2 separate regions of the Homo sapiens genome follow, and region 2 is linked to region 1. Evidence: read pairs that join two places in POLR2A ChIA-PET (ENCODE). Cell type or tissue: PC-9. All regions are shown on one strand. Links, peaks and the distances in the headings refer to the core of each region. The heading gives the core; the rest is flanking DNA. Region 1 overlaps AKAP12 (A-kinase anchoring protein 12). Region 2 overlaps RMND1 (required for meiotic nuclear division 1 homolog).

The links. Peaks named below come from ENCODE experiments on the same cell type or tissue, not always from the same donor. Only the 100,000 strongest peaks of a DNase experiment are listed, where the experiment ranks them.
Region 2: POLR2A ChIA-PET joins it to region 1 with 7 read pairs; 4 of 35 experiments call an interaction of 5 or more read pairs at or near these places.

What each region holds. Positions count from the first base shown.
Region 1 is chr6:151,337,819-151,353,075 of GRCh38, forward strand. It overlaps AKAP12 (A-kinase anchoring protein 12), which reads left to right. Exons shown (of 5, transcript NM_005100.4): 4 at 10,893-15,257. It also overlaps the pseudogene LOC124901550. Among named protein-coding and RNA genes, the nearest start is that of ZBTB2, 46 kb to the right of the region's middle. RefSeq lists an enhancer at 3,544-4,061. In PC-9, for the core only: no CTCF peak of the experiment used is centred there; no DNase peak of the experiment used is centred there.
Region 2 is chr6:151,431,315-151,446,571 of GRCh38, forward strand. It overlaps RMND1 (required for meiotic nuclear division 1 homolog), which reads right to left. Exons shown (of 12, transcript NM_017909.4): 2 at 13,994-14,511; 3 at 5,132-5,240; 4 at 1,841-1,916. The coding sequence starts at 14,497. Among named protein-coding and RNA genes, the nearest start is that of RMND1, 13 kb to the right of the region's middle. In PC-9, for the core only: no CTCF peak of the experiment used is centred there; a DNase peak (open chromatin) is centred at 6,247; H3K27ac peaks cover 1,187 bases.

The DNA.
Region 1 (15,257 bases), core at 12,131-14,630:
ATTGCTTTGAGCTCAGGAGTTCAAGGCCAGCCATGGCAAAATCCCTGTGTCTACTAAAAATACAAAAACTAGCCAGGAGTTGGTGGCTCACACCTGTAGTCCCAGCTACTCGGGAGGCTGAGGCTGGAGAATCGCTTGAGCCCTGGAAGCGGAGGCTGCAGTGAGCCAAGATGACGCCATGGTACTCCTGCTTGGGCGATAGAGGGACACCTTGTCTCAAAAAATTAGGGAAGCATTTGAAAGTAAGTTATATACATCATGGTCCTTTACTCCTAAATATTTCAGTGTGTATTCTCCAAGAATAGGGATATTCCCTTTCATAACCACAGTACAGTTATTGACAGTTATCAATATCATACATTTACGTTATTACAGAACTTTTCTATAATCTGCTTCTAATTTTGTCAGCTAATCTAATTATGTCCATTTTAAAGCATTCCTCTTTGCATTACAATATCCACCCTAGGGTCAGAGATTTTGTGTTGTCGTGTCTTTTTAGCTTCTTTTAATCTGGAAGACTTCTATAGCTTTTGTCTTTTAGACTTTGATATGTTCAAAGTATAAGTTCCCTCCCCGTTTCTACTCATTCCTTATTTGATGTTTCTTTTGCCTATATCAATTTAGGTTAGGTTACTCATTTTTTTTTTTTTTCCCCGAGATGGAGTCTTGCTCTGTTGCCCAGGATGGAGTGTAGTGGCGTGATCTGGGTTTACTGCAACCTCCGCCTCCCGGGTTTAAGCGATTCTCCCACCTCAGCTTCCTGAGTAGCTGGGACTACAGGCACCCACCACCACGCCCGGCTAATTTTTGTGTTTAGAGACTGGGTTTCACCATATTGGCCAGGCTGGTCTCGAACTCCTGACTCCAGGTGATCCGTCTACCTTGCACTCCCAAAGTGCTGGGATTACAGGCGTGAGCCGCTGCACCCGGCCATAGGTTACTCATTCTAAGCCAGAATCCTGCAGAGGTGATGTTGTGTCCTTCTCAGGGTATTGCACGCGGTGTCCATCTGTCCCTTGTAGGCTGATGTTAAGGTGTTTTCCAATTTCTCCACTGTAGAATTGGGCTTTTCTCCCTCCCTTTCAACAATAAGCATGTAAATATCCTCTCCTCTCCTCCATTTAGCACTTTAGCACCCATTGATTCTTGCTTTATCCAGCTTTCACTTTGATGGATGCTCGGGCCGATCTTTTGAATCACTATCTGTGAGTGGGTGGGTAGGATTTATGCACTCTTTTCAAAACGATGCATGACTGTAACTGTGAATAAACTCTGCCTTTCACACTGAAATAGAATTCAAATTGCTGTCCACATTAGACATAAAGCAGTTTTTCCATCTAAGTGTAGGAGTTGACATATCGAAATACTTGTTCTTGCCATAAGTGGCGCTTATGAACTATAAAAAGTTGTAATGATTTATGGAAAATAAGAATGTTTATGCTTTAAAAGTGTATGAAATTGACTTTTCTTTCAAAAAGACAAACTGTGTATTTTGCTCCTTTAGTGCCTTCACTCTAAGCACTACCCAGCCAGCCTTTGGCCCTCCTGAGATACCACACACCTATATGACGTTGGTCAAGTCATATGACCGTTTTTAAAAAGACTGTTTTTAAGAGCAGTTTCAGGTTCACAGCAAAATTGAGTGGAGAGTTCGGAGAATTCCCATGTGTCCCTTGCCCCAACGTCTGCATAGCCTCCCCCAACCCTTATCAACATTCCCCACCAGAATGGGTCATTTGTTACAATCAATGAACCTGCACTGACACATGGTTATCACCCAAAGTCCATAGTTTACATTAGGGCTCACTCTTGGTGGTGTACATTCTGTGGATTTGGGCCAATACATAATGATGTGTACCCACCATTACAGTGTCATGCAAAATGGCTTCACTGCCATAAAAATCATCTGTGCTTCATGTATTCATCCCTTCCTCCCCCAACCCCTGGCAGCCACTGCTCTTTTTACTGTCTCCAAAGTTTTGTCTTTTTCAGAATGTCATATAGTTGGAATCATACATTGTGTATCTTCCTCAGAGCGTCTTCTTTTGCTTAGCTATATACATTTAAGTTCCCTCCGTGTATTTTCATGGCCTGATAACTAATTTTTCTTTTTTTTTTTCTTTTTTGAGACAGAGTCTCGCTCTGTTGCCCAGGCTGGAGTGCAGTGGCGCGATCTCAGCTCACTGCGAGCCCCGTCTCCCGGGTTCAAGCAATTCTCTGCCTCAGCCTCCCGAGTAGCTGGGATTACAGGTGCCCACCACAATGCCCGGCTAATTTTTGTTTGTTTGTTTGTTTTAGTAGAGACGGGGTTTCACCATCTTGGCCAGGCTGGTCTTGAACTCATGATCTCATGATCCACCCACCTCGGCCTCCCAAAGTGCTGGGTTACAGTCATGAGCCACCGCGCCCAGCGGTGGTTTTTTTTTTTTTTTTTAGTGCTGAATAGTATTATGTTGTCTGGATATACCATACTTTATCCACTCACTTATTGAAGGACATCTGATTGCTTCCAAGTTTTGGCAATTATGCATAAAGTTGCTGTAAACATCTGTGTGCAGATGTTTTGTGTGGACATAAATTTTCAACTCATTTGGGTGAATACCAAGGAGCATGATTGCCAGATCATATGGTAAGAGTATGTTCAGTATGAAAACAAACCGCAGACTGTCCTCCCAAGTGGCTGTCCATTTGCGTTCTCACAGATGACTATTTTTGAAGTCCCAGTTGGAGGGAGCAGGTGAGCTCCACCTTCTAGCCCATAAGGCTCTGTAAGTGATGGCTTTGTGATGGGAACTTGACTGATAGCCTCATGGGCGAATGTGATGGGAACTTGACTGATAGCCTCATGGGCGAATACTCAAGAACTTAAAGCTCTTTACAACCAAGCCAAACCCACGAGCAGGTTCCACCATGCCTTGGCCATTGCCAGACAAAACCCCATTGTGTTTTTGCTTGATTTTCGTCCTGTGACACTGACATTTCAGGCCAGGCTAGTTGTTTTGCAGAACGTCCTTCATTGTGGATTCATCTGATTGTTTCCTCGTGATTAGATGCCGTTAAACATTTTGATCAGCAGAGCTGCAAAGATGAATTCTTGTCCTTCTGAGTGCCTCACATCAGGAAGCGCGATGACATCTGTTCCATTATCGAGGATAAGTCTGATCACTTGGTTAAAGTGGTGCCTGCCAGATTTCTCCATTGTCGAGGTCCTTTTTGTTTGTTTTTGTTTCTTTTTTTTCTTTTTTTTTTTTTTGACACAGTCTTGCCCTGTCTCCCAGGCTGGAATGCAGTGGCACGATCTCGGCTCACTGCAACCTCCGCCTCCCTGGTTCAACCGATTCTCCTGCCTCAGCCTCCCGAGTAGCTGGGATTACAGACATGTGCCACCACGCCCGGCTAATTTGTTTGTATTTTTAGTAGAGATGAGGTTTCACCATGTTGGCCAGGCTGGTCTCTAACTCCTGATCTCAGGTGATCCGCCCGCTTTGGCCTCCCAAAGTGCTGGGATTACAGGCGTGAGCCACCGCGCCAGGCCTCGAGGCCCTTTTTCTTTTAAATTAAGTGTCAGGGAAGTTCAGCGGCGGCTTGGCAGTTGGTTAGCAGGATGGTTTTCGGCCTCAGCAGGCTTGGGTTTGAAGAGACCCCACTGGGGCGGTCCGCAGGACCCCCGGGGGTTTCCTGGGAGGTCGAGGGCTGGCGCCGGGCGCGGGGAGGCTGCGTCTTTTGTGATGTTCGCGGCTGGCTTCCCGGGCCCAGGCTTTCGCGAGCTATGGCAGCCGGCAGGGGCGCGCTGGGCCTCACGGGCGGCTGTTGGGCTGCCCCTGCCGGCGGGCTGCGCGCGCCATGCCCTGGTGGAGTAAACTCTGCAGTGAGTAGCACGTGCACCCAAGCGGCAGTTCGCCCCGCAGCGATGGCGGACACGGAATCCCGAGGGCCACCAACTGTCCCTTAGGACCGGCCCGAGATGGGTGTGTGTGGGTTTTCCAGCCTCCTTCCTTCCCGTCCCAGGCTTGGGAAAGCCTCTCTACTGGCCAAGGCGCGCAGGGACAGGTCGGGAAGGGCCTGCGCCCGTGGCATCCCAGCCCAGGCTGTAGAGCCGCCCGCTGCCCTTGATCTTGCCCCAGCCCCCAGCCCTAGAAAGGAAAGGCCTCGTTCTGGGTCCCGTGACAGGTGCCAAAACGCTCTGCGCCAGCAGCCTACCTCCCCGAAGACTCTGGCTTGAAAGGGGAGTCGGGGGGTTGGAATGGACATGGCTGTGGCTGCGGTCAGCTGGGGAGGTGGGCGGCAGGGCAGGTCGAGGATGACCCAGGCCTCAAAAAGTCACCAGGATTTAGCGAAGTTGCCCTCACTGTAAGGCCTGGAGGCCGGCAAAGTGTGGGACGCAGAACAGAATGGAACAGGCCTCAACACTTGGGCTGCGCCATGGGGAGTGTGAAGCCCAGTGATGGGGCAGGCTGGAAAGTACGGTCTAGGCTTCAATGCGGGTTCCAAGCCCAGTGGGTGGCCACACGATCGCATGTGTTTTGGGGTCAGGATCTCAACAGCGCGGGTACAGATATAGGTACCTGCCAGACTAGGTAGGTTAGAAGACTATTCTCTAGGCCCTAAAGCCATTAGGAGTCCACAGCCTGTTGATGTGATAGAAGCGGTATTTTAGGAGGCTTTGCTTAGCAGGTACCTTGTATGGAGTGAGTAGATTGCCCCAGCACAGAGGGTACGTGGAGGCCGAAATCAGGCTGAAGCACAAAGCATGGAGGCGCCCGAAGATTGTTCTGACAATTGTAGCTCTTAGGATTACTTATGTTAAAAGAGACTGCAGACTAGTTGACCAGCTACAACTTAAAATTTTTCTATATACATTTTATTATGTGTTCAACTCATAACTCACTTACTCTATATAAAGAGAGCATTTGATTATTGTTAAGCTGTACTGAACTATCAATAGCTGTTCAGTAACAGCTACCTTAGATACTGATGGCAGTCGCCCAGGCTGGAGTGCAGTAGTGTGATCTCGGCTCACTGCAACCTCCACCTCCCGGGTTCAAGTGATTCTCCTGCCTCAGCCTCCCAAGTAGCTGAGACTACAGGCATGCGCCACCATGCACGACTGATTTTTGTATTTTTAGTAGAGATGGGGTTTCACCACTTTGGCCAGCGTGGTCTTGAACTCCTGACCTCAAGTAAACCGCCTGCCTCAGCCTCCCAAAGTGCTGGGATTACAGGTGTGAGCCATAGTGCCCGGCCCAATAGCTGTTTTGTTCTGCCTGCTGGCAGCTGGTTCACGAACCTTTATCTCCCTAGTTTTGACTATAAACATGTCGGCCCTTTCAGAATGAAGCAGAAGTGTTTCCAATGGAAACACAGATTTAAGAGTGGAGGGAAAATAGTGAGGGGGAAATGGTTGTGTGACACCAGCTTTCTACTCCTATATTAGCAACATGTCTCTGCATTTTCTGATTCCAGGGAGGTTGATGAGTGTTTGTTTTTAATCACATGCTTGCTGGCAGGATATGTAATTTATGTTTGTATTCTGTACTAGTGAAATCATACTAGAATAGAGTTTGTTACTGGAATTTTTCTTTTTTCTCTAGTATATTTCCAATTATTTTATCCAACTTTTTCAAAAGGAAAGTCACATCTCTTAAATGGCATTAGAAGTGTTTGCAAAAAGTTCTTTTGTGACCGCCAGGCACGGTGGCTCACGCCTGTAATCACAGCACTTTGGGAGGCTGAGGCAGGCGGATCACCTGAGGTCAGGAGTTTGAAACCAGCCTGGCCAACATGGTGAAACCTTATCTGTACAAAAAATACAAAAATTAGCCGAGCGTGGTGGCAGCCACCTGTAATCCCAGCTACTTGGGAAGCTGAGGCAGGAGAATCGCTTGAACCCAGGAGGCGGAGGTTGCAGTGAGCTGAGATCGAGCCACTGCACTCCAGCGTGGGTGACAGAGCGAAGACTGGTTCAAAAAAAGAAAAAAAGAAAAAAGAAATAGTTCATGGAAATACACTTAAGGAAGCCTTTGGATTTAACTATAAACAAATTCATCACAGTGTCAGTTTATAATAGGAACAAATAGAAACTTAAAGCATTTTCTTATTTCAGAATACTATACATGCTTTAAAAAATAATGGGAAGAGTGTATATATCTAAAATGTAGAAGTAGTTTAAATCGTCGATGTCTGGACTTTCTCTTTGAATATTTGCTTCAAAGTTTAATATGAGTGTTTAATTTTTCCTTATTGTTTGTTAAGTCTAATGTTGGTCACAAATGTGTATTTTATAAAGAGAAAAGGGAAATCCTTTAGGAATGCGCCTCAGATCAAAATAATGAGATTCTTGGGTTTTTCTTGAAATCTTCTTCGCTATCTGAAATGTTTAGTTCTCAGAGGTAAAACTAAAATGTTTTGTTTTAAATGCTATCTTAGATACTGATGGCAGAAAAAATGAGCCTTGCTGATTATCGAAGCTGTTACAGATGGTGAGTCTATGGCATCACCACTGAAGCAAAGGCCCTTATTGAGTCTCTGAAGAATAAGAGGCCCAGATAACCTATTCATCTATGAATATCCAAAAAATCTAGCAATATTTGAAAAGAAAAAAAGAACTTTAGCATAACTTAGAGAATAACAAGGTACAAGGACAAAAAAAAACTCTAGGTCACACTCTTGCCCTGACTTGGTTGGGTACCTCAGGCAGTTTTGTTGTTGTTGTTGTTGTCTGTTCATTTGTTTTTTGAGTCAGTCTCGCTCGGTCACCCAGGCTGGAGTGCAATGGCATGATCTTGGCTCACTGCAACCTCTGCCTCCCATGTTCAAGAGATTCTCCTGCCTCAGCCTCCCGAGTAGCTAGGGCTACAGGCACCCGCCACTACGCCTGGCTGGTTTTTGTATTTTTAGTAGAGACGGGGTTTCACCATGTTGGCCAGCCTGCTCTCAAACTCCTGACCTTAAATGATCCACCTGCCTGGACCTCCCAAAGTGCTGGCATTACAGGGATGAGCCACCTCGCCCAGCCTAGTTTTTTATTTAACTTTCTGGGGTTCAGTTTCAAAATAAAACCAAATAAGTAGTATGATGGCAATTTGTAGACATAGATTTGTAATATTTCATAAATAAGAAAATTAAATTGTTTTCAGAGTAATAAGATTATATAATTGGAAGGAATGTATGGATTTGGGGAAGCATTCTATATTTCTAAATATTTCTGCATTTCAAGTATTTATTGCTGTGTTCTAAGTCTTGTTGTATGTACTAGTTATAATTTTTTTTTTGGGGGGGACAGAGTCTTGCTGTGTCACCCAGGCTGGAGTGCAGTGGTGCGATCTCAGCTCACTGCAACCTCCACCTCCCGGCTTCACACCATTCTCCTTCCTCAGTCTCCTGAGTAGCTGGGATTACAGGCGCCTGCCACCACGCCTGGCTAATTTTTTGTATTTTTAGTAGAGACGGGGTTTCACCGTGTTAGCCAGGATGGTCTCGATCTCCTGACCTTGTGATCCGCCCGCCTCAGCCTCCCAGAGTGCTGGGATTACAGGCGTGAGCCACCGCGCCTGGCTAGTTATAATTATTAACCTTCAATTTGTGCTTAAAACATTAAGTATATTTTTTCAGGTTTTGTTAAGATCTTTTTGGTGTCCATTTTAATTGACCTGTTTAGTACAAAAATCGATATATGTCCTATATAGAAAATTAGAGGCTGGGGGCAGTGGCTCACACCTGTAATCCCAGCACTTTGGGAGGCTGAGGTGGGCGGATCACCTGAGGCCAGGAGTTCTCGAGACCAGCCTGGCCAACATGGTGAAACCCCATCTCTACTAAAAATACAAACATCAGCCAGGTGTGGTGACACATGCCACTAGTCCCAGCTACTCGGGAGGCTGAGGCAGGAGAATCGCTTGAACCCGGGAGGTGGAGGTTGCAGTGAGCCCAGATCACATCACTGCAGCCTGGGTGACAGAGTGAGACTCTGTCTTAAAAAAAAAAAAAAGAAAAGAAAAAAGAAAATTCAGACAAGCAAAACTAAAATAAATGACATTCGCATCCCCCAGAGATCATATGTGAAGGATGTGTGTGTATATGTGTGTGTGTGTGTGTGTGTGTGTGTGTGTGTGTGTGAGAGAGAGAGAGAGAGAGAGAGAGAGAGAGAAAGGAGAGACAGTTGTTTTTAAGCCAGAATGAGGTCATTGTATATACTGTTTGGTAACCTGCTTTTTGCAGTCAAATCTCTACCCTTTTATGTCAATTAAAATTCATCTCATCTAATCCCAAATCTCATACTCAGTATTTTCCAAGAAGACCCAAAAATGTCCTTTTGCTGTTTTTCCCTAACAAATATCCAATTCAGGATCATGCCAGGTACCTCTGGTTGTTGTGTTCCTTAAATCTCTTAATTTAACACAATACATCTCCCTCCTACTTCCCCCCATTAAATCACATTGACTTGACTTTTCCCCTCAGTGATTTTAAAATTACAAACCCGGAAAAATATAGTAAACACTTATATACACTTGACCTATTCGCCATTTATGGAAAGCCACATCATCCGCCCCACCACCCACTAAGCTATTTGGAAGTTACTTGCAGACAATCCTTTTGTGTTTCTGCTGGATTTTCATCCTTCTGTGACATTGACATTTCAGGCCAGGCTAGTTGTTTTGCAGAATGCCCTTCGCTGTGGATTTGTCTGGTTGTGTCGTTGTGATTAGATACCATTAAACCTTTTGGTCAGGAATGCCACGTAGATGAATTCTTGTCCTTCTCAGTGCTTCACACCAGGAAGCGCGATGGCATCTGTCCCATTATTGAGGATGTTAAATGTGATCACTTGGTTAAGGTGGTGCCTGTCAGATTTCTCCATTGCCAAGGTCATTTTTTTGAAATTAAGTAATGTGTATGTTGGTATTCTGAATGTACGTTTCCTGACAGCCTTTTACCCGATGGTTTTAGCAGTTTATGATACTTGACTGAATGAGTTATTACAATGGTGTCTGTAAATTGTGATTTTCTAAATCTAAAATTCTAACAATAATGACTTTGAGGATCAAAGTGGAAGTTATATCTATATTTATTGACATTTCTTTTTTCCTTAAAGAAGCGCTCCCTTCTCCTCATTTACCTTTTTTAGTATCACTCTCGATTCATGGATTCTTTTTTTATTCAATGTGTTGTAACCCATCAATGTCATCATTCTCTTTCTTTTTCTTTTTCACATCAGACGAGTAATGTGCCATCGTGGTGACAATGCACACATTGCACATGAACACCCAATCGTCACTCTCATAAAATACAAAGGATCCATTATTCTTTTCTATGCTTCAAAGTTTGGGCATTGGGAGCCCCTTCAAGCCAGTTCTTGTGTCCTTTTGACACCTCCATCAGCTTTTGAGCATCTCCTTTCTGTTACAACAAAATATTCTTCATACGTCCTCTGACCCAGCCTGGAATTTCTCCAAAGAGCTCTGGTCCCTTTTGGGGACCTGTTGAGGTCGGACTTAGTTACCACATAGAATGTCCCCTTCTTTAGATTTGTGTAGATACTTGTTTGTTCTTTAGCTTGTTCCTCAAACCCTATATTTCCTGTTAAGTGGGAAGTTACATCTAAAACTTGATGGATTCTTGTTTAAAATATGGGTGTGATGTGGGATTCCATCTTACATTGCAACAGAAGATGCACTACCTCGTTGACTCACTCTTAGAGGTGCCGTGACTACTTATGTGGAACTAATTTTTTGATAGTTAAGTTTGTCAACTTTCCCTTTAACAAGCAACAGAAAGAGCAGATAATTCTCTTTGAACCTGAATTTTTGAAGGTCATTGGAAAGAAGTAGACATTAATCTATTAAGATTTGCAAATCTCTGTAAGATCTCACTTTATCCTTGAATTGCCTCGCATTAAAGAAAGTATTAATTGGTCATATTTTTAAAATATTTAATTTTCACTGGGTGCAGTGGCTCACGCCTGTAATCCCAGCACTTTGGGAGGCCGAGGTGGGTGGATCACTAGAGGTCAGGAGCTCAAGACCAGCCTGGCCAGCATGGTGAAACCCCTCCCATACTAAAAATACAAAAATTGACTGGGCGTGTTGGCTCACGCCTGTAATCCCAGCACTTTGGGAGGCAGAGGTGGGTGGATCACGAGGTCAGAAGATCGAGACCATTCTGGCTAACACGGTGAAACCCCGTCTCTATACTAAAAATACAAAAAAAAAAAAATTAGCCTCCCTACTCGGGAGGCTGAGACAGGAGAATGGCGTGAACCCAGGAGGCGGAGCTTGCAGTGAGCCACGATCGTGCCTCTGCACTCCAGCCTGGGTGACAGAGTGAGACTCCATCTCAAAAAAAACAAACAAAAAAAACAAATTAGCTGGGCATGGTGACAGACGCCTGTAATCCCAGCTAATCAGGAGGCTGAGGTGGGAGAATCACTTGAACCTAGGACAGAGGTTGCAGTGAACCGAGATCGTGCCACTGTGCTCCAGCCTGGGCGACAGAGTGAGACTCTGTCTCAAAAAAAAAAAAAAAAAAAGTTAATTTTCTTGGGCTAGGCACTATAGCTCACACTTGTAATCCCACTGCTTTGAGAAGCTGAGACAGGAGGGTCACTTGAGCCCAGCAGTTGGAGAGCAGCCTGGACAACATAGTGAGATCTCATCTCTACAGAAAATAAAAAACTTAGCTGGACATGGTGGCATGTGCCTGTAGTCCCAGCTACTCGGGATGCTGAGGTGGGAGGATTCCTTGAGCCTGGGAGGTTGAGGCTGCAGTGAGCCGAGACCACACCACTGCCCTCCAGCCGGGGCAAGAGAGTGAGGCCCTGTCGGAGAAAAACAATTTTCTTGTATTGTAATCACCTTTTCTCTTCTCCCCACCCCCCCGCCCCTTTTTGTTAATAGTTGGACAGAGAGACTCTGAAGATGTGAGCAAAAGAGACTCCGATAAAGAGATGGCTACTAAGTCAGCGGTTGTTCACGACATCACAGATGATGGGCAGGAGGAGACACCCGAAATAATCGAACAGATTCCTTCTTCAGAAAGCAATTTAGAAGAGCTAACACAACCCACTGAGTCCCAGGCTAATGATATTGGATTTAAGAAGGTGTTTAAGTTTGTTGGCTTTAAATTCACTGTGAAAAAGGATAAGACAGAGAAGCCTGACACTGTCCAGCTACTCACTGTGAAGAAAGATGAAGGGGAGGGAGCAGCAGGGGCTGGCGACCACAAGGACCCCAGCCTTGGGGCTGGAGAAGCAGCATCCAAAGAAAGCGAACCCAAACAATCTACAGAGAAACCCGAAGAGACCCTGAAGCGTGAGCAAAGCCACGCAGAAATTTCTCCCCCAGCCGAATCTGGCCAAGCAGTGGAGGAATGCAAAGAGGAAGGAGAAGAGAAACAAGAAAAAGAACCTAGCAAGTCTGCAGAATCTCCGACTAGTCCCGTGACCAGTGAAACAGGATCAACCTTCAAAAAATTCTTCACTCAAGGTTGGGCCGGCTGGCGCAAAAAGACCAGTTTCAGGAAGCCGAAGGAGGATGAAGTGGAAGCTTCAGAGAAGAAAAAGGAACAAGAGCCAGAAAAAGTAGACACAGAAGAAGACGGAAAGGCAGAGGTTGCCTCCGAGAAACTGACCGCCTCCGAGCAAGCCCACCCACAGGAGCCGGCAGAAAGTGCCCACGAGCCCCGGTTATCAGCTGAATATGAGAAAGTTGAGCTGCCCTCAGAGGAGCAAGTCAGTGGCTCGCAGGGACCTTCTGAAGAGAAACCTGCTCCGTTGGCGACAGAAGTGTTTGATGAGAAAATAGAAGTCCACCAAGAAGAGGTTGTGGCCGAAGTCCACGTCAGCACCGTGGAGGAGAGAACCGAAGAGCAGAAAACGGAGGTGGAAGAAACAGCAGGGTCTGTGCCAGCTGAAGAATTGGTTGAAATGGATGCAGAACCTCAGGAAGCTGAACCTGCCAAGGAGCTGGTGAAGCTCAAAGAAACGTGTGTTTCCGGAGAGGACCCTACACAGGGAGCTGACCTCAGTCCTGATGAGAAGGTGCTGTCCAAACCCCCCGAAGGCGTTGTGAGTGAGGTGGAAATGCTGTCATCACAGGAGAGAATGAAGGTGCAGGGAAGTCCACTAAAGAAGCTTTTTACCAGCACTGGCTTAAAAAAGCTTTCTGGAAAGAAACAGAAAGGGAAAAGAGGAGGAGGAGACGAGGAATCAGGGGAGCACACTCAGGTTCCAGCCGATTCTCCGGACAGCCAGGAGGAGCAAAAGGGCGAGAGCTCTGCCTCATCCCCTGAGGAGCCCGAGGAGATCACGTGTCTGGAAAAGGGCTTAGCCGAGGTGCAGCAGGATGGGGAAGCTGAAGAAGGAGCTACTTCCGATGGAGAGAAAAAAAGAGAAGGTGTCACTCCCTGGGCATCATTCAAAAAGATGGTGACGCCCAAGAAGCGTGTTAGACGGCCTTCGGAAAGTGATAAAGAAGATGAGCTGGACAAGGTCAAGAGCGCTACCTTGTCTTCCACCGAGAGCACAGCCTCTGAAATGCAAGAAGAAATGAAAGGGAGCGTGGAAGAGCCAAAGCCGGAAGAACCAAAGCGCAAGGTGGATACCTCAGTATCTTGGGAAGCTTTAATTTGTGTGGGATCATCCAAGAAAAGAGCAAGGAGAGGGTCCTCTTCTGATGAGGAAGGGGGACCAAAAGCAATGGGAGGAGACCACCAGAAAGCTGATGAGGCCGGAAAAGACAAAGAGACGGGGACAGACGGGATCCTTGCTGGTTCCCAAGAACATGATCCAGGGCAGGGAAGTTCCTCCCCGGAGCAAGCTGGAAGCCCTACCGAAGGGGAGGGCGTTTCCACCTGGGAGTCATTTAAAAGGTTAGTCACGCCAAGAAAAAAATCAAAGTCCAAGCTGGAAGAGAAAAGCGAAGACTCCATAGCTGGGTCTGGTGTAGAACATTCCACTCCAGACACTGAACCCGGTAAAGAAGAATCCTGGGTCTCAATCAAGAAGTTTATTCCTGGACGAAGGAAGAAAAGGCCAGATGGGAAACAAGAACAAGCCCCTGTTGAAGACGCAGGGCCAACAGGGGCCAACGAAGATGACTCTGATGTCCCGGCCGTGGTCCCTCTGTCTGAGTATGATGCTGTAGAAAGGGAGAAAATGGAGGCACAGCAAGCCCAAAAAAGCGCAGAGCAGCCCGAGCAGAAGGCAGCCACTGAGGTGTCCAAGGAGCTCAGCGAGAGTCAGGTTCATATGATGGCAGCAGCTGTCGCTGACGGGACGAGGGCAGCTACCATTATTGAAGAAAGGTCTCCTTCTTGGATATCTGCTTCAGTGACAGAACCTCTTGAACAAGTAGAAGCTGAAGCCGCACTGTTAACTGAGGAGGTATTGGAAAGAGAAGTAATTGCAGAAGAAGAACCCCCCACGGTTACTGAACCTCTGCCAGAGAACAGAGAGGCCCGGGGCGACACGGTCGTTAGTGAGGCGGAATTGACCCCCGAAGCTGTGACAGCTGCAGAAACTGCAGGGCCATTGGGTGCCGAAGAAGGAACCGAAGCATCTGCTGCTGAAGAGACCACAGAAATGGTGTCAGCAGTCTCCCAGTTAACCGACTCCCCAGACACCACAGAGGAGGCCACTCCGGTGCAGGAGGTGGAAGGTGGCGTACCTGACATAGAAGAGCAAGAGAGGCGGACTCAAGAGGTCCTCCAGGCAGTGGCAGAAAAAGTGAAAGAGGAATCCCAGCTGCCTGGCACCGGTGGGCCAGAAGATGTGCTTCAGCCTGTGCAGAGAGCAGAGGCAGAAAGACCAGAAGAGCAGGCTGAAGCGTCGGGTCTGAAGAAAGAGACGGATGTAGTGTTGAAAGTAGATGCTCAGGAGGCAAAAACTGAGCCTTTTACACAAGGGAAGGTGGTGGGGCAGACCACCCCAGAAAGCTTTGAAAAAGCTCCTCAAGTCACAGAGAGCATAGAGTCCAGTGAGCTTGTAACCACTTGTCAAGCCGAAACCTTAGCTGGGGTAAAATCACAGGAGATGGTGATGGAACAGGCTATCCCCCCTGACTCGGTGGAAACCCCTACAGACAGTGAGACTGATGGAAGCACCCCCGTAGCCGACTTTGACGCACCAGGCACAACCCAGAAAGACGAGATTGTGGAAATCCATGAGGAGAATGAGGTCGCATCTGGTACCCAGTCAGGGGGCACAGAAGCAGAGGCAGTTCCTGCACAGAAAGAGAGGCCTCCAGCACCTTCCAGTTTTGTGTTCCAGGAAGAAACTAAAGAACAATCAAAGATGGAAGACACTCTAGAGCATACAGATAAAGAGGTGTCAGTGGAAACTGTATCCATTCTGTCAAAGACTGAGGGGACTCAAGAGGCTGACCAGTATGCTGATGAGAAAACCAAAGACGTACCATTTTTCGAAGGACTTGAGGGGTCTATAGACACAGGCATAACAGTCAGTCGGGAAAAGGTCACTGAAGTTGCCCTTAAAGGTGAAGGGACAGAAGAAGCTGAATGTAAAAAGGATGATGCTCTTGAACTGCAGAGTCACGCTAAGTCTCCTCCATCCCCCGTGGAGAGAGAGATGGTAGTTCAAGTCGAAAGGGAGAAAACAGAAGCAGAGCCAACCCATGTGAATGAAGAGAAGCTTGAGCACGAAACAGCTGTTACCGTATCTGAAGAGGTCAGTAAGCAGCTCCTCCAGACAGTGAATGTGCCCATCATAGATGGGGCAAAGGAAGTCAGCAGTTTGGAAGGAAGCCCTCCTCCCTGCCTAGGTCAAGAGGAGGCAGTATGCACCAAAATTCAAGTTCAGAGCTCTGAGGCATCATTCACTCTAACAGCGGCTGCAGAGGAGGAAAAGGTCTTAGGAGAAACTGCCAACATTTTAGAAACAGGTGAAACGTTGGAGCCTGCAGGTGCACATTTAGTTCTGGAAGAGAAATCCTCTGAAAAAAATGAAGACTTTGCCGCTCATCCAGGGGAAGATGCTGTGCCCACAGGGCCCGACTGTCAGGCAAAATCGACACCAGTGATAGTATCTGCTACTACCAAGAAAGGCTTAAGTTCCGACCTGGAAGGAGAGAAAACCACATCACTGAAGTGGAAGTCAGATGAAGTCGATGAGCAGGTTGCTTGCCAGGAGGTCAAAGTGAGTGTAGCAATTGAGGATTTAGAGCCTGAAAATGGGATTTTGGAACTTGAGACCAAAAGCAGTAAACTTGTCCAAAACATCATCCAGACAGCCGTTGACCAGTTTG
Region 2 (15,257 bases), core at 4,828-7,327, 86 kb after region 1:
GATAGAGAATTTGTTCATAGTCCGTGGAAATTTAGGCAGGAGAGTGTAGTGGTCAGAAATGGCCACTGAAGAATGACCCTGCTTACAATAGACAAACAGACTGGTGGTGGGTGAGCAGGCAGGCAGGGAGACAATAAGCTGTTACAATAGGCAGGGATAAGGTTTCAGGATACGGATTTGAGAGGTATTTCAAGCCACAGCCACAGTATCAGTTCAGAGAATCCCTTCCAGGCAGAAGAGAGGTCTGGTGAACTGCATATTCCTCCAACCAGAGGAATGCACTGTGCTGTGCAATGTGGTACTCAGAGGCCACATGTGGCTATTGAGTGCTTGAAACATGCCTGGTGCAAACTGAGATGCGCTGTAAGTGTACAATACACAGCAAAATTCAAAGACTTAGTATGACAAGTGAAAAAATATCATTATTAATTACATGTTGAAATGATAATATTTTAGATATGCTGGGTTGAATAAAATACATTGTTAAATTAATTTCATGTTAATATGTTAAGAAACATATTTGTGTTGTTCAAAATTAATTTTATCTTTTTAAAAATATTTAAAATGTGGTTACTGGAAAATGTATCATTACATATGAGGCTTGCATTATATTTCTTTCTTTCTTTTTTTTTTTTTCTTTGAGGCAGAGTCTCACTCTGTCACTAGGCTGGAGTGCAATGGCACGATCTCAGCTGACCACAACCATCGCCTCCCGCATTCAAGTGAATCTCCTGCCTCAGCCTCCTGAGTAGCTGGGATTACAGGCACCCTCCACCATGTGCCTGGCTAATTTTTTGTATTTTTAGTAGAGACAGGGTTTCACCATGTTGGCCAGGCTGGTCTCAAACTCCTGACCTTGTGATCTGCCTGCCTCAGCCTCCCAAAGTGCTGGGATTACAGGCATAAGCCACCGTGCCCAGCCGAGGCTTGCACTGTATTTCTGCTAGACAGTGCTGATGTAGAGTCCCTCACAAATCTAAATTCCTCACTCGGAACAACAGGGATGCTATTACTCTACTTGAATTAAATGTTGGAATCTTGATTCTCTCTAAAGATGGGGTCAAAAGGAAGGTAGGCATTGAAAGGAAAAAAGAACTTCCACTTATCATCAACTATAAGGATTATGACCACAAGAACTTTACTCAACTTTGGATTCCTACAGATGGTCCATGTGTTTCTGTTCTGTCACGTATTAGTCTCATGACTATGGGTAACTCAATCCCTATGACCCTCAGTTTCCTCAGGTGCAAAATAGACCTTCATCGGTGTGCTGAGGATAAATGAGATTATTTCACACGGTTCTATCATGTTATCATTCCCAGGCAGCTACTGTGGAGTATTTAGTATTGAGTCGGCCTTTAGATAAAAGGAATAAGTGTGTATGTGAGTCTCCTAGTCTAAAACCTCTGGAGAGGTAAGCTAAAACTTTAAAGAGCTACCAAAGGGGAAGGGAGAAAAAAAAGAAAATGGCAAGAAGAGACAGCAGGGAGGTAGCGGGAGTTTCCCTGGGGCAGGAGTCTGACAAGGGGCACTAAAGATGAATGGGAAATTGGCTGCTTTCCAGAAATTTAGTCCATGAAAATCCGAATTTACAAAGAAAGACACCCCGGGGAAGATCATTCACTTGTTTGAAATATTCTTTACTTTATAAGAGGGTTTACCAGAGAATTCCTAAAAGTGACAAACTCTCCTAGATTAAATAAGAATTAAATGATAAATTTAAATCACAAATACATTTTGAACACATTTACTGTTAAGAAAGGTATGCCTGCACCTTTAAAGACCACAATTACTTGACCCAAACCCATCATCACCTAATGGGGTTTCTTTCCTGTCTTACCTGAAGAAGAATATTGTTCCAGGATCACCTTCTTTTGCAGAATTTTCCACACCCATCACCAAAATATTTGCTGCATCTGTGATTTAAAATAAACGAACAAAAAAGCTATGTCAAGGTAACACAAGTTGTAAGAGTCACCTATAAACACTGTAATAAAGTACTTAAGATCATTTCTTTATATACCATGGAGTGCTCTGTAACACAATCACCATCTTTCTACTAAGGCCTCTGAAAGGATTTAATATATAAAAATGCAAATACGACCACCAAAAAAAGATCAGCAATTACTTTTATAAAACATTCAACAACCTGTGATATTAATATTAGAGCTCATTCATGCCCATTTTGATTCAATAATCACTAGTCCAGATAATTAATAAAGTCTTAGGTTCCATACAACTAAGTGTCAAGAATTAAACTTCTTTCTACAAAATTAAAAATAAAATTTGAAGAAGTATTAATATATTCTCTTCCTATAAATACCATTTCATTAATAATGCAATTTTAACATTCCCAAACTACTACTCCTGCTGAATTTTAAAGTATAAAAAGTAGGGCAATAGAAAATACACAGAAATAAAGATACTGACCACTTCAAAACATATGTGATTTCAAGGTTAATCACTACAGGGGCTACCACTGCAGCCACCTGCAACTATTTAAAAAAAAAGTTTTTTTTTTGTTTGTTTGTTTTTTTTGAGACAGGGTCTTGCTCTGTCTCCCAGGCTGAAGCGCAGTGCCATGATCTCAGCTCAATGCAGCCTCAACCTCCTGAACTCAAGGGACCCCCCCCCGCCCCACCCACCTCAGCCTCCCAAGTAGCTTAGACTACAGGCATGTGCCACCGCACCTGGCTAAGTTTTTGTTTATGTTTTGTAGAGATGAGGTCTCACTATGTTGCCCAGGCTGGTCGTGAACTCCTCAGCTCAAGCCATCTGCCTGCCTTGGCCTCCCAAAGTGCATTACAAGCATGAGCCACGGGGCCTGGCCTAAGTATTGTTAAAACATATACTAATATACCAATATTCATCATAAGAAGTTGCTTTATATATTAGTATAGTGATATTTATCATAAGCATATATTCCATAATATAAATTACAACCAATGTTAATATATCAATTAAAAAATATACTATTAATTTGCAAAAGGTTGTATGTCTTAACGGAATTAACATAAAATTAGGATCCTCAAAGCTTCAGAAATTTCTGGTAAAGGCTGGGTGATGGGCAATTCAGACACAGACCAAAACTGTGATTTTTTTTTTTTTTCTAAATTGTTAATTACTACATCCTACATAGGACAGAGTTTGCCTACACAGCCAAAAGCAAAATAAAATCGACTGAAACAACCCAGGGCAGTGAAGCCTGCAATTCTGTGAAGCACAGACCACACAGCTGGCAGCCTTCAGCATCAGCCAACAATACCTCCAGGCAAATTTTCATACCAAGGGGCTCTAGACATAGCTCTGTCTTTCTAAGTCAACTATGCTTGTTTTTGTCACCTAATCACACAAACGGTCTGTTTGGATTATCACAATGATATTTCAACTATCTTCTATGGGATTGAGTCTTAAGAATTTCCACTGTTATAGGAAGGCTTTCAACCTATTTTTGCTACTCTTAGGTAAATTAATAAATGTTCTGGGTATTGAGCTATCCTGAGTTTCACTGTAAAAGTTTATCAAAATGTTCTAAGTAACTTATTTATTTTTGAGACAGAGTCTCGCTCTGTCACCCAGGCTGGAGTGCAGTGGCACGATCTTGGCTCATTGCAACCTCCACCTCCCAGGTTCAAGTGATTGTCCTGCCTCAGCCTCCTGAGTAGCTGGGATTACAGGCACGTACCACCACGCCCAGCTAATTTTTGTATTTTTAGTAAAGGTGGGGTTTCACCATGTTGGACAGGCTGGTCTGAAACTCCTGACCTCAGGTGATCTGCCTGTCTCAGTCTCCCAGAGTGCAGGATTACAGGTATGAGGCATCACGCCCGGCCTATTTATTTATTTTTTAAGACAGAGTCTCACTCTGTCGCCCAGGTTGGAGTGCAGTGGCATGATCTCAGCTCACTGCAACCTCCACCCTCCAGGTTCAAGCAATTCTTGTGTCTCAGTCTCCCAAGTAGCTGGGACTACAGGCTCGTGCCACCATACCTGGCTAATTTTTGTATTTTTAGTAGAGATGGGGTTTCACCATGTTGGCCAGGCTGGTCTCGAACTCCTGACCTCAAATGATCCACCCACCTCAGCCTCCCAAAGTGCTGGGATTACAGGCCTGAGCCACCATGGCTGGCCTAAATTATTTTTAATTAATGTAAAGCAAGCCATTTCTCAAGAATCCTTCCTGATTTCACCATAAAAATCCTCAATTAAGTTCATTTTAATTTTCTTCTTTTTCATTTTTATCTTCTAACTAATCGTTTTATTATTATTATTATTTGTATTTTTAGTAGAGACAGGGGTTTCTCTATGTTGGTCAGGTTGGTCTCAAACTCCCAACCTCAGGTGATCTGCCCGCCTCGGCCTCCCAAAGTGCTGCAATTACAGGCGTGAGCTACTGCACCCGGCTAACTAATTGTTTTAAAGTATTAGATTGAGCTGGTAAATTTTTTTTTTAAAGGCTCTCCCCATGTCTATCAACTTCATGGTTCTTCTATAAGACTAAAATAACGGGCTGGGTGTGGTGGCTCAAACCTGTAATCCCAGCACTTTGGGAGGCCGAGGCGGGAGGATTAGATGAGGTTGGGAGTTCGAGGCCAGCCTGACCAACATGGAGAAACACCATCTCTACTAAAAATACAAAAATTAGCCAGGTGTGGTGGCGCATGCCTGTAATCCTAGCTACTCCGGAGGCTGAGGCAGGAAAATCGCTTGAACCTGGGAGGCGGAAGTTGTAGTGAGCTGAGATCGCGCCATTGCACTCCAGCCTGGGCAACAAGAGTGAAACTCCATCCCAAAAAACAAAAAAAAAAAAAACACAAAACACACACAGACACACACAAACTAAAATAACTTCTTAATGTGCTAGAAATGAAGTAGTATGACCTCTGACCACCTCAAGTAATAATGATCCTATAAATAATCTTAATAAATCATACTGATTTTAATGAGTTCTCTGTAAATACATTTTAATTCTTAACTTTGTCATCTTTATAAAGAGATTCAACATCCACTTTTATGATACAATCCTTTCAAAAGAAAATGAATTGCAAACAAATACATACTTAAGATAGTATCATAGGAAAATTATCCAATACATTTTAACATACTTGGCCCCAGGTTCAAGAAGAAGTACCTCTAGGCAAGCTTGTTACTTCAACATATCCGTGGGAGGCCAGATCTTGAGACAGATTTCCCAGATGATACTCATCTGCCGTTGCAAATGCTGTGCAGTGCATTAGGTCCTGTTCCAGGGAAATGAGCATAACATGGGTTACCAAGAGGCTGAAGCATCTGTGACGGCTGCTGAGCACCCTACTGGACTCCATTCTGCAAAGCTAGAACTCCAGAATTTTCTTCAAACATCTCCAAGGGTGATACAAGGGATGGGATGAAGATGAAGAGAATGAAGTTACTGGGAGGCAAATTTCAGCTCAATCTTGAAAAGAACTTGCTCCCTCCCGCCAGGCAAAAAGATGGAATGGATTATTCTGAAAGGGAAGCCACACTCAACTGGTAGTATCTCAAGCACAGATTGAATGCAAAATAGAGATGATTAAGGCATCACATGGGTGACTGGATGGAATGTTTAAGTCTCTCCAACCCTGAGTTTCCATGACTCTTTTTCAAAGCAACATTAGTATTTGAGGTCATTTCCTAATTTGTAACTACTCTTGTACAGGCAGATTCCTTTAAATCCCCAAAGGAATTACAGTATTTTTACACTGGTTAACATTTAACAAAAAGGTCTGTAAATCTGAGCATGTGTCTTGGTTTGGTTTGTACTTTGTCTCATGCCCCATCTTGCCTTTGCACACATGAGGAAAGTCATCTTGTGTCTATATAAAATACAGATGGTAAGCACTATGGCTCAATGCTGTGTTTTTTCAAACTGTAAGTCACAACACATTAGTGAGTTCTGATACCAATTTAGTTGGCCCAAAACAGCTTTTTTAATAAAACTAAATAGAAAATATTACAGTGCATTATTCACAGGAAATGCTATTTTATGAAGTTTTCTGTCACTTACATGTATCTATGTATCTACTCTAGGTCGCTATGTATGTAAAATGTTAAATATATTTCTCACTATAAGATGTGGTCAATAAAGTTTGAAAGCTATTGGCATAAGAGTTAAGATTTTAGGCACAGAAGTTGGTTACAATTTTAAAAGAGTATCAGAATAACAATAATGCCTACTTTATGGGGTTGTTGTAAAGTTTAAATAAGCTAATAAACAAAGTGCTCAGGACTGTGGCTAACACAACTGTTCAGTAGTTGTTAGATTCTAGTTGGCCAAAACAAGTTTATGAGTCACTAAATCAACATTTATTCTTAGGATTTACTCCTCTCAGCTCCCCAATTCTTTCCCATTCTGTATATTCCTGGTATGAAATTCTAGAGAAGTATATATTAATTCATTCCTTCCTCCCACCTCCATTCTGTATCTCCTGGCTCTTTCTCATGAAATGGCCTGACCCCATTTGCCCTTCCTCAATCTGTTCCACAGCTCTGATGCGTGGTTTAAAGGTAGAGGAATAACAGAGAACCTGAGGATCCATGCAAACTGAAAAATCCAAAATCAATAAAGTATCTACTCATAAACAAAATGAGACTAATCCAATTAGAAAAAAAGTCAGACAAGCTGAAATTACTGGGGAATGTGGGGATAAATGGATGTAGTACCCTAATTATGAGCAGATAACTGCTAATTCCTTCCAAATTAGCTAATTCCCATAGTCACATATGAAAGTAGGAACACGGGGATATACAAATAAAAATGTATCAGGAGTTACCAGAGTACAGGGAACAGGCACGTGCTTAAGGTTTAGACCTGTGAGCACTAGTTCTTTTTAAGGCTTCATGGAGTTAAAACTAGCTGATGTACGATGTGTGTAAAGATTCGGCCAGCTGAAAGAAAGGAATCCTAGCAAGGGGCATCAGGCGAGACATCGGGTAGGCTCCACTCTGCAAGACCTGGCAAATTCACTCAAGCTTGCTAGGTGAAATCACAGTACATTAGGTTGGATGTCAGAATTACTTCTGTGATGGCTACAGCTCATGTGCTTAGTTTGGGCTGAAGTGGGAAGAGCAAGAGGCACAAAAAGGAGATAAGCAGGTCACAAGCTAGTCCACTGAAGGATCTTCCTGTAGCTGTACTGAAAATGGCAGAGGCTGTCTCTTTTGCTAGAATCGGAGTTGTAAACTGGCAGCTCGGAGAACCATCCAACTCAAGAGTTGACCTACATCACGTTTCTAAAATTCAAATTGACTTGTCAACAATAAACTGAGAGATTTCACACAAAATCCAGATTTCCATCATCATCTGACCGAGTGGAAGATCTGGCTATAATAATGGACTAGGATAGAGTAGGGGGGCCCAGGGTCTCCAGCCCACACTGTCCCTGCCTCTCCCTGTTGTCTCACGTCTGCTTCACCATCATGTGGTACTGGCCAAGCCCATCTGCACTAAGAATGTGTACTACTTTTTTTTTTTTTTCCAAAAAAAACCCAAAAACCTTGGCAAGGCCCAATGACTCACGTCTGTAATCCCAGAACTTTGGGAGGCTGAGGCGGATGGATCACTTGAGGTCAGGAGTTCGAGACGAGCCTGGTCAACGTGGTGAAACCCTGGCTCTATTAAAAATACAAAAATTAGCCAGGCGTGGTGGCACACACCTGTAATCCCAGCTACTTGGGAGGCCAAGGCAGGAGAATCCCTTGAATCCAGGAGGCCGAGGTTGCAGTGAGCCAAAATTGCACCACTGCACTCTGGGCGACACAGCAAGACTCCGTTTCAAACAAAAACAAAACCAAAACACAACTTTATGTTCCTTTATTGGAGCAAGATTCTAGATTGATATACAGTGATGTATTAACTAAACAGAGACCTGTGCAGAAATTACATACTATCTATGTAGACAGGTTGTTATACTTCGCCTATTGATGGAATAGTTCCATTTATCAAGTTTTATACATCAAAAAGCTTTGAATTTCACCAGGCTCTCCATTAATTCACCTCTGAAAAAGTGGCATTTAATTTCAGCTACTATAGTTTACAGCATAAAAAGCTTATGCATGAGAGTGCTTCTCTGCACAGTGGCATGTTGCAGACAGAGCTGAGTCCATTATCCCACCCGGATTTACATTTGAGAGCTTTATACCAGAGAGCCAGGACAAAATTACTCCTAACCAACACAGACTTCTTACTCTCAGAGCCTATCTTCTTGGCTATATTTTATAGTGCCAGTGAAGACATGCTGGCAACTGTCCCATATACAGCTTGGCATTAGAGTACAAGGTCTGTTAATGGCGGTGGCAGGCATTATTATTTTATTCTGTTTTTTACTTTATTATTATTATATTTTTGAGACAGTTTCACTCTTGTTGCCCAGGCTGGAGTGCAATGGTGCAATCTTGGCTCATCACAACCTCTGCCTCCCCGGTTCAAGCGATTCTCCTGCCGCAGCCTCTCGAGTTGCTGGGATCACAGGCATGCGCCACCACGCCCAGCTAATTTTTGTATTTTTAGTAGAGACGGGGTTTCTCCATGTTGGTCAGGCTGGCCTCAAACTCCCGACCTCATCTGATCCTCCCGCCTCGGCCTCCCACAGTGCTGGGATTACAGGCATCAGTGACCGCACCCGGCCTATTTATTATTTTTTGAGACGGAGTCTTCCTCTGTCGCCCAGGCGTGAGGGCAGTGGTGCGATCTCAGCTCACTGCAACCTCTACCCCCTGGATTCAAGTGATTATCCCGCCTCAACCTCCCGAGTAGCTAGGATTACAGGCATGCACCACCACACCTGGCTAATTTTTGTATTTTTAGTAGAGACGGTGTTTCTTCATGTTGGCCAGGCTGGTCTCAAACTCCTGACCTCTGGTAATCTGCCCACCTCGGCCTCAAGTGCTGGGATTACAGGCGTGAGCCACCATGCCCAGCCAGGCACTATTATTTTAAATCAAGGTAAAAGGTCAGTTTTAAAAACCGCCACTTGGAGATAAAAATAAAAGGCTCAATATATTCAGAACTGAGTTTTGGGCAATCTGGTATCCCAAATTATGTGAATATTCCGACACTAACGGCAAATTGAGAATGTGTACTATTTTCAACTCTCAAGGACAGGACAAGTCAATCACTATTTTTATGAGAAAATATATTCTAAGCTCCAAATAAATTATGAATAAATCTTTAAACACAATCTGTTTTCACTTGGCCATCCTAAGGATCTTTGTTGTAGGTTTTCCAGACTGTCAACTGTCCCCTTTCCTTCTCTTGGGATCTCCCATTTAGTTTGGCTCAAAGTTCTATCCAATGTCACTCAGCTTATATGGTTTGCTACACTACTTTCTGTATTCTCCTTAAACTTCTTAGCTCTGAGTCTTAGTTGTGGGTTTCTTCTATTAATAGATGAACTTGACGTTTTAGACACTTTGTTTTGGTTTTGTTTTCTTTGCTTTTTTTATTTTAGCCTATTTGGTAAAAGGAAAGAGAATCATGGAATGTCTTGTCTGCTTTTTTTTCTTTATTAAAGATGCTGTTGTTTTCTGAGCAGCTTTCATTTTTATACATCCTTTTCTGGATTTTTACAGTGAATCCTTATTAAGCATTAGCTACATATATATGTAAAGCATATTTTGGGTTTCAGGATGGGGATCTACACCTTCCTGTTAAATAGATGTGTCAAACCAACCGATAATAGTTATGATATTCAGGGCTTTTCTACTTCAAAATGTTTTAAAAAACCCAAAAAGCAAAAACCCCAAACCACTGTATTTTAGTATGTTTTGTTTTTCTGGCCAAAGAAGACATGTTCCAGCAGATGGGGCTAGAAATCTACATATGATTCTTGTTTTAGGAGCATCGCATGCTCTGATCAGAACATTTTTTTAAAAATTATACTTTCATTTACACTGTATTACTGAAGAAAATTAGTGTGTTACAGCAATGTTGCTTCTATAGTGATATAATACATTTACATTTGGTCTTTGTCCTTGGTTCCCAGTACAGACTCCTAAAAACCCCTGTAATTTTCTAAGTGACAGGGGCATTTTTGGTTGTAGTATTTGCTCTTTGCCTTCAGTTACTAACACAGAGCTTCTAAAAATCCCTTGGAATTTCACGAGTGATGGGAACATCTTTTGTTTTAATGAGGTGACTCTCAGTGGGTCCTGGACAGCTTCAGGATGGGGGGTGGTTACCAGAAAGACCAAACTTTGATTAGAAGCTTAGAACTTTCAGCCTCACCCTTAACTTCTGGTGGACGGAGAGGGGCTGGAGATTGAGTTAATCATTAATCATGGCTTACACAATGAAACCTCCATTAAAAACACCCAGATGATGGGGTCTGGAGAACTCCTGGGTTGATCAATGCATCCATGTGCCAGGAGGGTGGCACAGCCCAGTTCTATGAGGAACAGAAGCTCCTAAGTTCCAGGCCCTTCTTGACTTCACTCTGTGCACCTCTACATCTGGTTGTTCATTTGCATACTTTATATAAAAAACCCAGTAAACATAAATAAAATGATTCCCTGAGTTCTGTGGGCCATTCTAGCAAATAATCAAACCTGAAGAGGGGATGGTTGTCATAGAGCTGGTTGGTCAGAAGCACAGGTGTCAACTGGGAGGGCAGTCTTGTGGGGCTGAGCTTAACTAACTGGCGTCTGCACTAACTCTGGCTAGTGCTGGAATTGAACTGAATTGCAGGACACCTTGTTAGTGTCTGGAGAATTGGAGAACTGGCTGGTAGGAGGAGGAAGAGGTCCCCATATATTTGATGTCAGAAGTACTGTGAGTAGATAGATCATACTAAGGAAAAATGCCTTTTCTCCTGTAACATACTGATTGGAGATTAAAGCTATAAAAACACAGATACATTTTACGTTACCAAGATCACGCTTTATCCTGTAAGTTTTTCTGACTACAACCTATAAATCATTAAACATAGTACATATACACATATATGCTTACACACCAATTGCCACAAAAGCTTCACAAACCAGTATTTACGTTTATCATGAGCAATGTATTCTGTTATTTTCTATTCTATTTCATTTTTCAAAAAAATGGTTAACAGTCCACCAGTGATTCTGTAACACAGTGCTATTAGCCTGAAAACATTCTCCCTGGTGTCGGGCTCCATGCCACTCAGACCTGCCGTTCCCATCCTCTGCTGTTCTCTTCAAAGACTGGACATTAACAAGAAGCACTGCTATTATTGTTTTCTTGTTTGTTTAGTGACAGGGCCTCACTCTGTCGCCCAGGCTGGACGGAGCGAGGTGCAGTCACGACTCACTGCAGCCTGGAACCCTGGAGCTCAAGCGATCCTCCCACCTCAGCCTCTTGAGTAGCTAGGACTACAGCTGCGCACCAGCAAGCCCGGCTTTTTTTTTTTTTTTTTTCCAAGTCTTTTAGAAATGGGAGTCTTGCTATGTTGCCAGGCTGGTCTTCAACTCCTGGCCTCAAGTGGTCTTTCTGTGTCAGCCTCCCAAAGCACTGAAATTATAGGCATAAGCCACTGGATCCACTATTGCTTTTAGGAATTGTAAGCCAAAGGGATGTGGGTTGAGTATCTCAGATTATGATCTCTGAAAATGAGACCAGGTAAAGATTTAATTCCAACAGACAGGGTGACTGAAACCTCATTCAGCCAACTCCAGATGCACGCTGTTCTGCAGAGCTGAAAAGATGAGCTGGGTGCAACTATGGGAACAAAATAAAGTCCACATGCTTTCTGACACAAAGCAGAGTCTTTTCCTTGTCTCAGTCAAGAATGGTATAAAGGGTTTACCATTTTGATGGTATAAAGTGGTATAAAGGGTTTACCACTATGATGGCCGTATAAAAATGGAGTGGCCCTCAATTTCGGGCAGAGGAAAGTCAGTCTTTGGTCCTGGGGACATATTACCTAGTCATGCCAAGACTGCTTTCTCTATGAAAAGTAAAATCTTCAAAAAATGATGTTCCAAAATTACATTATCTCAGACCACTTTAGAAACATGATTTTCTTCTCTTTTTTTGAGACAGAGTCTCACTCTGTCACCCAGGCTGGAGTGCAGTGGCATGATCTCAGCTCACTGCAACCTCCACCTCCCGAGTTCAAGAGATTCTCCTGCCTCAGCCTCCCGAGCCGCTGGGATTACAGGTGTGCACCACTACGCCTGGCTAATTTTTGTATATTTGTAGAGACAGGGTTTCACCATATTGGCTAGGCTGGTCTCGAACTCCTGACCTCAAGTAATCGCCTGCCTGGGCCTCCCAAAGTGTTGGGATTACAGCTGTGAGCCACCGCCCAGCCAGAAACATCTGATTTTCTATTATTTCCCTGTGCTTTCAGAAAGACAGCATGCGACTTGCTCTTGCCAAACTCCAACTGAAGTCATTGTCTATCATGTTACATAATGTCTCCTATAACAGAATCCATGAAATAACTAACTCCTTAATTTCAGTGCTGGAAAAAGTTATTTCTCTGAAGATATTTTTATGTTTTTACTCTGCCCTCTCCCACAACAATAAACAACAAACACTAAATCCCAGGAGGAGTTCCTCTTTTAATTACTGCGCTTCTCAAAACAAAATGTTCAACTAGATTATTCATTTCAGGTACTTCATAACATTTCTCTGTTCATGTCAACTATTTGCTCTAATATGTGAAAGTATTTATTATCTCATTTGAAACTATGTTGAATGTTGAAAATCTACTTCAAATTCTTTCCTGGAAGGAAGTAGAAAAAAAAATCTAAAGAAAAATAGATACGGTATTTAGGAAAATTGCTTCCAAGTCTAAGGATGGCCCAAAGAAATAGCCTAGGGACATCTCTGACCTATCAGCTTCTTCCTAAGAAACCTGATGCACTGTGCTGCTAGACGTTACAAATGAACAAAGTGAGTTGAGCTTTCTCTTTTTTGGAGCTGCCATGAATTCAGGTTTTTACACTTAATGCCATCTCGGACACTTAAATACTGAATTTCCCAGGTTACCCCAAAGCTCCAGCAAAAGGAAAGGGGAAACAGTAGCTGCACAACACTTCATCCTTCACGTCCTGAGTTCAGAGTAACCACACAAGAATTGAAAGCATTCCAGAATCCAACACAAAAACCATTCATTCATTGCTAGATTCAGAATCAGAGGATGAGTAAAGGTATGTATGTATACCTTTCCAAGGGGTGTCAGCTGCACAGTAATAAAAACACAGCCAAAATGAAACAGGCTCAGGGGCTACTTTTCAGAATCAAGACTTGAAGACAGACATTCTAACCTGTTTTCTGATAGATTCAGAAGTCTTCATCAAGTTTAAAATATCTTTAAAGTTGATGACTATCGGCATTAAAGATCCTCTTATAAACATTTAAGTACAAGGTACAGTTCTAGGTATTATGCAAGATACAAAGGTTATCAAGGGCTTGATCTTGACCCTTAAGTTGTTACTGAAGGAGAAATGCAAATTGTAGCAGAAAAATTCCCAGAAACCCCTTAAGGATGAATAAAAAATACCCCCTTAAACCTTAAGAGGATAAAAAAGCTGGGCCCTCCTCTCCTGCTGCTTTTGGAGTCCACCCTACCGTGTCATTTCACCGCCCCATGCAACTGCCACAGCCTAATAAAGGCTTATCTGTCTGCAGAGTTACAATTTTTTTTAACTTGATGAAGAATTTCTAGTTTGTTTTTTTTTATTTTATTTTTTTTTACAGTCCCATTCTTAGACTGGACTTAATATTGGTCCTCTTTTTCAGTTTCCTTAGACCAATAACCAAATCTTTTATAAACTCTATTTTCATGTGTTATCACCTGTATTTTGTTTTTATATGTATCATTAATTGTTAAAAATTAAGATTCTGAATCCCTTTGGATATTTATTAGGCTTCAAAGACCTTGATGAAGAAGTCTGAGTGACTGCTAGTTCTCTTACGTTGGCGGTAAGGCTGGGGTGCAACGCACACTGGTTTAGCATGAGCAATGATCACTAAGCACGAGAGCCACGGCCACCCCTACTTTACCTCGTTCACAGACAGAACTGGAAGGTTGGTCCTGGATGGCTGTCTGGTCCTGGATGCTTTTAGTGGTCTCTTCACCTGTGGGAAGTCTTGTTTTGGAACAAATGTTTCCGTTGATACAGATGAGAAATGCCTCTTTAATATTTTTATAAACCATTTAGAACCCAACAGATTTGGTTTGTGGGTCACTCTCCTGTGAGTACCAAAGGATTTCATGGTTGGAAGGTGTGCCTTTTCATCTTGGCAACGAGCAGCATTTAATGGAGACAGCATGCTGGTATCTGACTTTTTTTGGTTCATTTCCAGGATCTGAGACTTATTCAAACCACTAGCTGTTTTATCAGGAAGGAACAAATCCAAGCTTTGACGTATTGTCAGTGTGCTGCATGTTGTATTTTCAAATTCCTTAAGTGGTTTTAACATTAGATGACCGATTCTTCGGCACTGATGTGCTTTTGATAATATATGATGAGATCTGGCCACGGCTCTGAGGAGTGTGGCTGGCATTACCACATCCCAAGCTAAAAGAAAAGGAATTCAAAGTTCAAGTTTTTAAATTAATGTTTAAAACATATATAATATTTCCCTAGGTAGCAGGCATATTTCTGTTAGAAAAATTTGTAAAACAGATACATTCTAAGTTAATTCTAGTAAAAGAACAAGGTTAAAAATATAAGTACAGTGTTTCTGCCACTTTGCCTTTAGCAACATTTGGCCTTCTTCCTGGAAGATTACAAGATTATAAAGCTACTGACATAACAAGAACCTTAAAAAAAATAGTGATGGGACCACTTCATTTACTTCATTAGCATATCAAGTATATAAAAATCTGTGCTGGCCAGGCACTGTAGCTCACACTTGTAATCCCAGCACACTGGGAGGCTGAGGCAGGTGGATCGCTTGAGTCCAAGAGTTCCAGACCAGCTGAGGCAACATGGTGAAACCTCATCTCTACAAAAATGACAAAAATTTAAAAATTAGCTGGGTGTGATGGCAGCTCATGCCTGTAGTCCCAGCTACTCACAGGCTGAGGTGGGAGGATCACTTGAGCCCAGAAGACTGAGGCTGCAGTGAGTCATGATTGTACCACTGCATTCCAGCCCTTTTTCTGTCTCAGGAAAAAAAAAAAAAAAATCAGGAAAGGTTCCCAGAAAGATCTAAGCTGATTCTAGAAGGCGAAGGTGCTTTTCAGCTTGGGGCTGGGCATGGGAGTGCGAGGCATGTCAGATACACACATGAACATTCCAGACAAGGTAAACAGAATTTC